2 separate regions of the Homo sapiens genome follow, and region 2 is linked to region 1. A link is an interaction called in ENCODE POLR2A ChIA-PET data of the cell type or tissue named here. Cell type or tissue: MCF 10A. All regions are shown on one strand. Links, peaks and the distances in the headings refer to the core of each region. The heading gives the core; the rest is flanking DNA. Region 1 overlaps LINC02608 (long intergenic non-protein coding RNA 2608). Region 2 holds the start of MIR3122 (microRNA 3122).

The links. ChIA-PET counts read pairs that join two places held together with the same protein. Peaks named below come from ENCODE experiments on the same cell type or tissue, not always from the same donor. Only the 100,000 strongest peaks of a DNase experiment are listed, where the experiment ranks them.
Region 2: POLR2A ChIA-PET joins it to region 1 with 10 read pairs; 3 of 35 experiments call an interaction of 5 or more read pairs at or near these places.

Annotation. Positions count from the first base shown.
Region 1 is chr1:212,258,286-212,263,676 of GRCh38, reverse strand. The region is part of intron 1 of LINC02608 (long intergenic non-protein coding RNA 2608); the gene reads left to right. Among named protein-coding and RNA genes, the nearest start is that of LINC02608, 24 kb to the left of the region's middle. RefSeq lists an enhancer at 4,009-4,178. In MCF 10A, for the core only: a CTCF peak has its summit at 1,836; DNase peaks (open chromatin) are centred at 2,586 and 3,076.
Region 2 is chr1:212,074,256-212,079,646 of GRCh38, reverse strand. DTL (denticleless E3 ubiquitin protein ligase adapter) reads right to left here. Exons shown (of 15, transcript NM_016448.4): 12 at 1,385-1,474. It overlaps MIR3122 (microRNA 3122), which reads right to left and starts at 2,034; the gene lies at 1,962-2,034. In MCF 10A, for the core only: no CTCF peak of the experiment used is centred there; no DNase peak of the experiment used is centred there.

The DNA of each region.
Region 1 (5,391 bases), core at 298-5,297:
TTAATAATAAAAGACCAAAAACAGCAGTGTGATTTTGTTTTCTCATTGATATCACACAGCATATGAATGAGCTAAATTTGAAGCTTCGAGGAAAGGAAAAGTCTTATCCATGACCTAGCTAGACAAGTACAAAAATCTATGTTGAAACTAAAATTTTTCGTAATACAAATCAATAACAATCTTATACATTCTTCTAACAAATTAACATGCAAATTTTCATTATAATAAACAGTATTATGCAAATTTGTTGTGAAACTAAGAATATGAATACATTATATAATTGATGAATGTATCATTTATTTTCAACTTATGTAATACCCCTTTGAATTCAACTTTAATAATACTGAGTTGACACAAGAGTTACTGAATTAAACAGACATAATTTGAAACTGATAATAAGTTTGCTTTAAAGTCAAGTTAATTCTTCTAAAAATAAAGAAACCAGATTTGACAATATGGATGTAAATGTTAAAAGAAAATTATTTTTGGTACTCAACTTAGTTATTGGAAAACTTTTAAGTATGTTTGGAATAACTTGGGTATGTGAATCTATTTTTTAAAACTATAAAGTGTGTGAAATATACAGATCAAATATTTCTGATGCAAATTTAGCATTTGAATTGAAATATGCTGTATGTTTAAAAATACTCAATTCAGAGATTTCACATTAAAAAGAATATAATATATATTTAATAATTTTTAATATGGATTATATGTTGAAATAATATTTTGGCTGGGCATGGTAGTCCAAGCTACTCAGGAGGCTGAGGTGGGAGGATCCCTTGAGCCTAGGAGTTTGAGGCTGCAATAAGCTATGATTGCACCATTGCACTTCAGCCTGGGTGACAGAGCAAGACTGTCTCTAAAAACATAAAACATAAAAATGAATTTTAAAATACTTTGGAGATATTTGGTTAAATAAAATGTATTATTAAAATTAATTTTACTTGTTTCTTTTTATTTTTTAATGTGGCTGCTAGAACATTTAAAATTATGTATATGTCTCACATTTGTGGCTAGTTTCTGACATTTCTTAGTTGTATACCTTAGGCAGGTGTTTTAACATCTCCACACTTCAGTTTTTCCCATCTAAAAATGGGGTTAACAAGAGTTCTTACTTTATAGAGTTGTTGTAAGAATACTTAAATAGTGTCTGGCATATAGTGATTACCATGTGTAATTGCTATTATTATTATTATTAACTATGTGATCTTGAGAAGTTCCTTAACCATTAATTTACTCATATGTAAAATGGTGATAACAACATCTACCTCACAAGACTACTTCTTGAATTAAATGAGATACGATATACAAGATTGCTTGGCAGGAGGTAGGTGACCACAACATTGCTGAAACTTCCAGATCTTTGATGATATTCAGAAGGTTCTGTTATCTGGCTTATCTTGCCCCTCTTAAATTCAATTGTGTTTGTGTGTGCGTGTGTATGTGTGTGTGAGAAAAGTTGTAAATTATAAGGTGCTCTTTAGTTGTTAAACATTATTTTTATTATCCCCTACCATAAAACTGTCTCTCCAAGTATATGTTCCCTAAACTTGCCTTACTTAAAGCCTTCCTAGCCCCACTCACTCACCAGCTAGACTGAAATTTTGCTTTTCCATGAGGCCCTCACTGTGGATTCCAGCCCCAGTATAATCTCCTAACCCTCTAAATTCCTGAGACATTTCCCACCCATTGTATATTTTTGTCAGGTAATCCTATACTACTTTGTATTATTGTTTAATATTATCACCTGTATGTCTCCCTGGTCAGGCTACAGTGACTGTTTTATAACTTGTGAATTTCCCAACAGCACATGATAATTGCTCAAAAAAACATTTGGCCACCAAGTGGGAACATTTGGAAAAATTGGAAGGGAAAAAGGAGTTTTGACCCTGGAGATCTGGGTATACTCTGTAAAGGACAAAAAGTATCACGGGATAGAAGGAGTTTTATGCAAAAGTTTGAGATAAGCTTGAAAGGGCTGAGTACAGCTGATATGGAAAAAGAAGGGCGGAGGTGGTGGCTAAGGACAGAGCAGAGATTAGGAGCATAGTGGACACCTGCCCTGCAGGACAGTCCTGGAACTCAAAGCAGAGCTCTGTCTTTCCCATGGTTCCCCCAACAGCTATTTCCAGCCACACCCAATTTTAGAAGGTGCCACAAGGCCTCAGCCAATCAATTATCTTGCAAATCTCAGGCAGCTCATTCTGAGAGTTGCCTTCCTCTTGCCCTGGGAGCTTTCCCCACACCCAGGCATTTAACATGTTTTGAAATTCTTTCTTCTGCTTGAAGTTTTTGCTGACCACCTGACAGTGAATGAAAGCAGGTGCCCTACTCTACTGCCTTCTGAACTCATAAATCCCTCCTGGGTACTCTATCAGAAGAAAATACCCTACCACCTGAGTCATTGCAGAATCTACCATCTCCAAACACAGTGCCTACTCCATAACATGATGAATTGATGTCACCAAGTTGATGCTTGTTTGGGCCACAGTGAAGGAAAAACACAGCTAACATGGAGAAAAAGAAACTGCTGTTCAACCATGACTCATGGGCTTACCTCACAACACAAGGTTCAGGTTTGTTTTGCATTTTTGTGGCTCCAAGGTGATAGTGAATTGGCAAGGAGAAAAGGAGACAGCATGGTGGAAGTCAGGAGAGGTGTGATTCAGTTCTTGTCACCAACCGCAGTATGAGTTGGGCTGGGTATCAACTCATTTGAGTTTGAAAAATACAGACATGTCTTACCGCCTCAAAATTTTTTTATTCAAAGTTAGTCTGTTCCCACTAGGCATGATGCCCCAATGACAATCACACCTGAAAGGGGTCTGACACTATCCCTGGGAAAGGATCGCTAATTTCTGGATCTGGGGAAGTAGGACATGCCAAGTCTAGTTACCTTGGCCACCTGGCTCAAGGACATGGAACTAACAGAGACCAGCATACATGGATAGGGACCCAGCTGGCTTGATCTTTCACTCTTGCTTTTTTTTTTTTTTTTTTTAAATCCAACCAGGTTCAGCCAGACTCTTCCTCTCTCTTTGAAATGTTATTCCCAGCCCCAGGCCAAAATCTGATTACATAATTAGGCACTCAGTAAGTGTTCTCCAATGCTGATTTTTAATGAACTTGGACAATGCTGCTTCCTGTTTTGAAAGAGACAAACCCATTTGAAAAGCTAGCCTGTGCCCCTAATACCCACAGCATCTTGGAAATCAAATGGGCATTTTAATCACTTTAGAGGCAAAACCAATCAGATATAAATAGGTTAAAGTTCTTACAACTTTAAGACGGCAGCTGTTGAAAAGGAAAATTTGGTAGCAGGATATGATTGTGAAGCCAAAACTAGTACTGGCTGATCTATCTATCTATCTATCTATCTATCTATCTATCTATCTATCTATCTATCTATCCATCCATCCATCCTACCTAGTCACAGATTGTTCTGGGCTAACATCAAGATTATGAGACCTGGCGAGGTAGCTCATGCCTGTAATTCCAGCAATTTGGGAGGCTAAGGCAGGAGGATTGCTTGAGCCCAGGAGTTCAAGATCAGCCTGGGCAATATGGTGAGAACCCATCTCTACAAAGAATGAAAATATTAGCTAGGTGTGGTGGTACATGCCTATAGTCCTGGGTACTCAGGAGGCTAGGGTGGGAGGATCACCTGAGCTCAGGAGGTCAAGGCTGCAGTGAGCTGTGATTATGCCACTGCACTCCAGCCTGGGCAACAGAGCAAGACCTTGTCTCAAAAAAAAAAAAAAATTATGACTATGCTGACTCAGGAGTCTACCATTTTCCTGAGATTTTGGACTGGCAGGTAAAAGATATTTGTAAGACTTTGGATGGCATCTTCCTAACAAATCACTTCTCGGTCTCCTGGGTAACTTTAGAGGGCACTTTGGAGTTAATTCGAGGCCGTTTTAAGTGCCACACCAGGCCTGCTGATGTTCCTTAGTGGAAGTAGAATTAGGCTGACTTTCCCAGCATTTTTGATATGTGTTGAGTAGTACAAGGGGCATGAGGAAAAGGAAATGTTGGAGATAGCAGGCTTGCTGGGAGAAAGGGTAGACATTGAGGAGGGGTGTTGTACTTATTTACCATAAAAGCTGTTCTATCTTCTCACCCTATATCCATGACTACAACTCAGGATTAAATGCTAACACTAGTATTTCCTTGCTTAAAACCTTTCATCTGAACAATGCTTCCCACTGCATCCTTGGTCTGACATTTAAATTCAAATTTGGTTCTGCCTGTATCTTCAAAATCATTTCTCAACACTCCCTGTCACTAAACACTGCTTACAGTTCCCAGTGAGGTGGGAACTCTCTTTTATGCCTTTGCCCAGATTGAGCTCTAAGATTGCCTTTTTCCCACCTTCTTTACCATCTATTTTCTATGTGTTCTTCAAGATAACTCAGGTACCACCATCCTTGACACTGTCCTGAGCTCAATCTCCCCCCTCTGTTACCTCTGAGCACCCCAGGCAGATCTCTATCATAGTCACAGGATACTGTAATCATCTCTTTGCTTTTTTGTCCCCAACTAGACTGGATCATAGACTCTTTGAAGGTAAAACTATTTATTAAGCATCATTATATTTCTGTGACTTGTACAATGCCAGTCACTTGTAGACACTCAATAAATGTTGATGAATTAATTAATTTGGTATAGATTGGGGGTAGAACCATCCCAACCAACTGGCATTGCACAATGCCATAGACTAGAGCTGGCCTCATCTCCAGTTCTCTCCTGGGCACAGGCCTGGAGCTCCACTGGCACCCTAGGAGCTCGGTCCTGTGTCTACACACAGACTCACATTATTCTCTCCATCTAGACTTGGAATCTTCAGCTCCAAGCTCCATGCTCTCCCTCTTTCCTCTTTTGGAAATTTGTTTTTCCTTCTTTCTTTTTCTTTCTTTTTTTGAGATGGAGTTTCGCTCTTGTTGCCCAGGCTGCACTGCAATGGCACAATCTCGGCTCACCGCAACCTCCGCCTCCTGAGTTCAAGCGATTTTCCTGCCTCAGCCTCCTGAGTAGCTGGGATTACAGGCATGTGCCACCACGCCTGGCTAATTTTGTATTTTTAGTAGAGGTGGGGTTTCTCCATGTTGGTCAGGCTGGTCTCGAACTCCCGACTTCAGTTGGTCCACCCGCCTCGGCCTCCCAAAGTGCTGGGATTACAGGCGTGAGCCACCGCGCCCAGCCAGATATTTGTTTCTTGTTTAAATCCACTTGGTTCTTTTCGCTTTGTCTCTCTGCCCTCCCACCATTACGTACACAATGTTTTGGTTGCATGTTTCTGTCTGTTTTTGCATGCATGCATGTGTGCTCTGTCTCCTCCAAAGTTCAGGCCAAAGTTCACAGACGGCCATGGCTCTCCACCAAGCC
Region 2 (5,391 bases), core at 332-5,331, 180 kb after region 1:
AAAAGCTTTGTACTCAAATAATCTCATATGCAAAATGGGAATAAAGTTATTTGCCCAAAGTAACCACAATCAAATGGAAGAGCTAGAATTTAAACCCAGCTTTCTCCTATTCCAAATGCCAGACATTAAAAACACAAAAACAACACAAACCATATTTTACTTTCCTAATTCTAGGCTTGGGATGAAATTATTTTTAAGACTTAAAAAAGTAGCCAATAAATTAGTATAGGTAAACAGCCCTGCTATTTCCTTTGAGCACAGGAAATAAGGATAATTAATATATGATGTTTGAGATGCATAGGGGTAAGGATAATATATGACAATTGAAAAAAAGATAACATAATTAACTGAATAATTCAAAAATCATTCAACTTAGTAAGTCCCATGAAGATGCAACCCTCCATGTTAAAAGAAATTACATGGAATCTCAGAGGAAAAAATATCATTAATATGTAATTTTGGGTGATTAAAGTAATGACTTAAAAAAAAAGAAAAGGTCTGCCATGAAGTTGAGCACAGAAATGGTAACAATAAGGAGAAATCCACAGCAATACTGGAAGCTAGCAGGGATGCCACAAATAGACCAGACCATGAGAAGTTTCTGGAAGATAAAAAACAGATGGGAACAATAGGCAACAAAACCTCAAAACGTCATACGTGAAAGGGGAGACCTCCACAGAAATAAGATTTCCTGTAGAACCCAGAATAACTCAAAGACCAGAGGCAATGGGGTTTGGGAGAATGACTGGAACTTGAGCTACTATTATATGCAATTCCAATAGATACATAGTTTTTAATGTTTCTGGCCTTTCTACATTTTAGGGTTTTTTTGTTTCTTAAAGTGTCACTATAAAAAAATTAAAAGGTGGGCATATTGTCTTCTTTCTGGAGTATCTAAAACATTTCAGACCTACTTACATAGTTTAAGCAATAGATAACCTAACATGTTAAGACTTCACAGTTACCATTTTGTTAGCCATATGTGAAAACCCAAATTGGGCTGTCAAGATGTTACCTTTAATATACTACATTGATAATATCTAAAAAGTAAAAAAGACTAGTTCTCACCTTAGATTGTATTTTTATCTTAGATTTTAATAGAAAATTTTAATTAAGTTAACAACTTAATCCTACATTTAGGAAAGAAATAACTGTAGGGAACCAGAAATCTATCCTTATTTCACAGGGCATAATACCATTATGGTATGGGTAGAGAAAAGCAGAATATGCCTGAGTAATGTGAATATAGATCCTGGATGGCCTTTAGGTCTTTAAAATCTCAACTTAAACATAAAAATTTATATCATTCTCAAAACAAACCTTAGAAAAACCTACAAACCTGTGATCTACATTTTAAACCAACTATAGAGATTCATTTACAAACCTTTGTGAAGTCAGATGGACACCAGCACACAGACGTGACCTCTTGAGAATGACCCAGGAGCACAGTAGGAGGTTGCCAGGGTGTGGAGACCTAGTCCAATCAAAAACAAACAAGTCAGCAAAGCAATATTAGATTTCCCAGATAGAGGCCTTTGAATTCAGAAGTGTGTCTTAGAGAGCTTTAGGATTGTTACCAAAGGCCACTAGACCTGCCTAGCTATAGTTAGGAAAAAAAAAACAACAGATTTCCAATGGGCAATGAAATATTTCTGTTACTAATCTGAGAAAACACAATGAAAACAGTCAAAATAAGTAAATAACATGAGCTTACACACAAGGATAGTCCTTATTTCATATCAGGACAACCTAGCCATATATATTTTGACTAAAATTCAAGACTGGCATTGTCCCTTATTCCTTAGGTGGTAAACTTTCTGGAAGGATGTTATCCATCCTTAAGTAGTCAACTCGACAACTCAGTCCTGTTTTTACACAGCATATATATCTTCAGATCCCTAGTCAGCTACTTCTAGGAACACTAAATTAACTGTGAAACCTGAAGATTTCTGAAACATGCTACCAGCTCTCTTCGGACAAGATGATGGTCTTCCTTCCAAAAGAAGACCGTCCTCTTGTCCCAACAGAGCTGGTCACTAACTTTTACAAAACCCAAAGTTATACTCCTTCATTTTGAGTTGGATAACCTTCATTCTGAAGGGGTATAAACTATATTTTACATGGCACTTTGGTATCCTTTCTGAAAAACATTTTTTTCCTCTAAAACTATATTTCAGTTAATTTTCTGAGAGAAGTTTTGAATTTTCAAGTAAGTGTCACTCGCATTTTAATATATTTTAATGCAGAAAGAAGGGTCACATTGTACTGTCCTGTACATGTGACTAAGAATCATATTTTTCCATCATCAGATGCCACCAGTTATGTACATTTGACAGCATCATACAGCTGACTCATTCAAGAGATGTCAATCTCTTTCATAGGCCATGGGAATTAATCAGCACAATAACGAGTACAAACACACATAACTATTATTAGCATGTGTGTTTCAAAAGAGCAAGGAGGTTGGGGCTGAGAGAAGTTATTCTCTTTTCATTTTCCTGAGGCTCTGAATCATGGCTCATTTGTATGAAGAAAGTGGAGGTGACTCTGGAATGATTATTTGTGAGAATGACTAAGTAAACTTAATAGATTCCCCCAGATTATGGTTAAGAGATCTGACACACTGACTGATAAGGTTATTCAACTCAATCATTAATACTCCTCTCTTGGCTTAAATGGTACATATGCAATAATTAAAAAAGCAAAAGAAGACAAAGAGCAGAGTCTAACTTGTCTTGCAGAGTTAATTAAAATTTATCAGAAAGGAAGCTTTTTCCACATCTACAGGAATCTCACTTACTGCCTACTCCTACAATGGCACAGAGATAATTCATTCTTTCACAATGTAACATATTTTAGAAAAGACTTTGAAGATCGTCTCTAACTATCCCAGTAGTCACAGAAATTTTCCTTTCCTCCTCTGTTTGGGATGGCCCCAGTCGATTAAGTTTCTCTTCACCCAAGGTCCAAACAGGTCTGGTAGCAGCAAATTAGAAGGGAGAGGAAATCCTCAAGTCCTACTGAGCATCCCTGGTAGAAATACATTATTGTCTTCCATTGATTCACCCTGCTTATTGCCTATAGCTTTTTAATTTCATGATATTGGTCCTTTCTCAGTTTCTGTATTATAATACCTAGGAGAACCTAAATGTGTACACCAAGGGTTAAAATAAGTTTCAAAAAACCCCCTAAATACCCACCAATAGAATATATGCACATTTTTGCATTTATCTATAGGGTTTCAGAGAAAAAAGAAAGAGACCCATTAGAAAAACATTTTGGAATACGTTAACAAGGTATCAATGACGACAGTAAAAGTCTAAGCCAGGCACTTTACATAGCATTAAAAGTGGGGGGAAGTTTCCTCAGAAAGTTAAACAATTATATGACCCAGCAATTCTATTCTTAGGAATCGAATTCTGTTCCTACACTCCCAGGAGAATTAAAAACCTATGTTAAACAAGAACTTATACACAAATGTTCACAGCAGCTTTATTCATGTCAAAAAATGGAAACAGCTCAAATGTCCATCAACTGATGAATGAATAAACAAAATGTGGTCTATCCACACAATGGCATATTATTCAGTCATAAAAAGGAGTAAGTACTGACACATGCTATAACATGGATGAACCTCGATATTATGCTAAGTAAAAGACGTCACACACAAAATGCTGATTTTGTATGATTCCATTTATATGAAATGTCTAGAATAGCAAATCCATAGAGACTGAATGTAGTTTAGCAGGTGTTGGGGAGGAAGAGGGGATTAGAGAGTGACTGTTAAAGGACACGGGTTTTTTTCTGGTGTGATGATGTTTGGGAATTAGATAGTGGTGATGTTGGTACAACACTGTGATTACAATAGTAACTACTCCATTGTAAACTTTAAAATGACTAAAATGGTGAATTATATGTTATATGAATTCTATCTGAATAAGGAAAAATGGGAGGAAGGGCGTGTTATGGGTTAAAATGAGAAACTAATGTCTAACACGTTTTTATGAACTTTTATGCTTTGATAGTTTAGGACTATCCTAGGGTATAGTATGACTACTTCAAGAAAGATTCATTCCTTCTAATGAGATTCAGGTGGCTTTTAAATCCTTCATTTTTATTCAAATAAATTTTTATTTATTGTCCCTACATTATTATAAGAACACTATCATAATTACGTAACTTCATTTTTTAAAGCTTCCTTTCCCTTTTAAGTAGGAAGGCGACTATTAAGTCTAAGAGACATTTATATCCATGCATTTTGGAGATGCTCAGACACAGAAGACTGTCCTCTCTTACATATTCTACTTTTTGTAAAATAAAGACTTTAATTCAAGGCACAAGGAATCCCAAAGTTAAATCTCCTAGAACTAAGAAGGTACCTCTAGAAGTAAGTGGCTCTAACTTACAGATGTCATAAAGTTATTTTGTGTACTGAAACATACAAAGAATATCAGCACTTTTCCTCACAAAATCTCTTCTCTGCCCAGTTGGAAACCAAGTCTAATCTTTATTTCTGCCATGAGATCATTTACACTTCCTAAAGTGTCAGGCTCAACGTTTCACCAGTCAGTGGTAGAATGACTATGCCAAATCAGTTTATTTATAACCACTTCGATGCTATTCAGTGGCTATATCAGAAACAAACCAGAGAAAAGAGGATGGGGTGGGGGTGAGACAATAGTTAGGAAATTAAAAAGAAAAGGTATAATATTAAATCTTTTTAAGTCTTGGGCCTCAATATCAGCCCGAATATATTATATTTCCTCTTTGCTGGGCAGTAGTGAGGATTAAGAGGCCATTCTCTTCTGTCTTAAGATACAAAACTCCCTTCTATTTTGTTTTCTTGTGCCCATGGGCTTTTGGCTTTTTAGCATAGAAAAAATTCTAATACTTAAGAGAATTCTGACTTTTTGAACACGTAGAAGAGCAATCTAACAGCCTGGATACTCAGCTTGAATGGAATTGCTCTTAAAATACCACTCCTCCTTTTTTTAATCATGGAAAAGAGAAACTGAGCCACCTCACTAGGCAAATTCAAATTTAGGAGGTGCAAGCTTGCCAGGATCTCAAATATCAGAGCCTGTACACCGAGTTATGTGTGGACAGGCAGAAGAACATCACGTCTGAACCACGTCATTCAACACTGACATGTGACCCAGCCTAGGAATTAAAAAAGGGTAACCCTTGTATGTGGTAGACACTGATTGGTTGTCTGAAAATGGCTTAGAAACAATGGCCAACTATATTTAGTGTATATCTTTAAAGGCAAGTATTCCCACAACCTTCATTCCCTGAAACAAAATCTTAAAAAGGCCTTTGCACTAGAGAAGAGGAAGGAACTTTAACAATTGTCAAGAAAACTTTACACAAGATACACATAATATATAATTA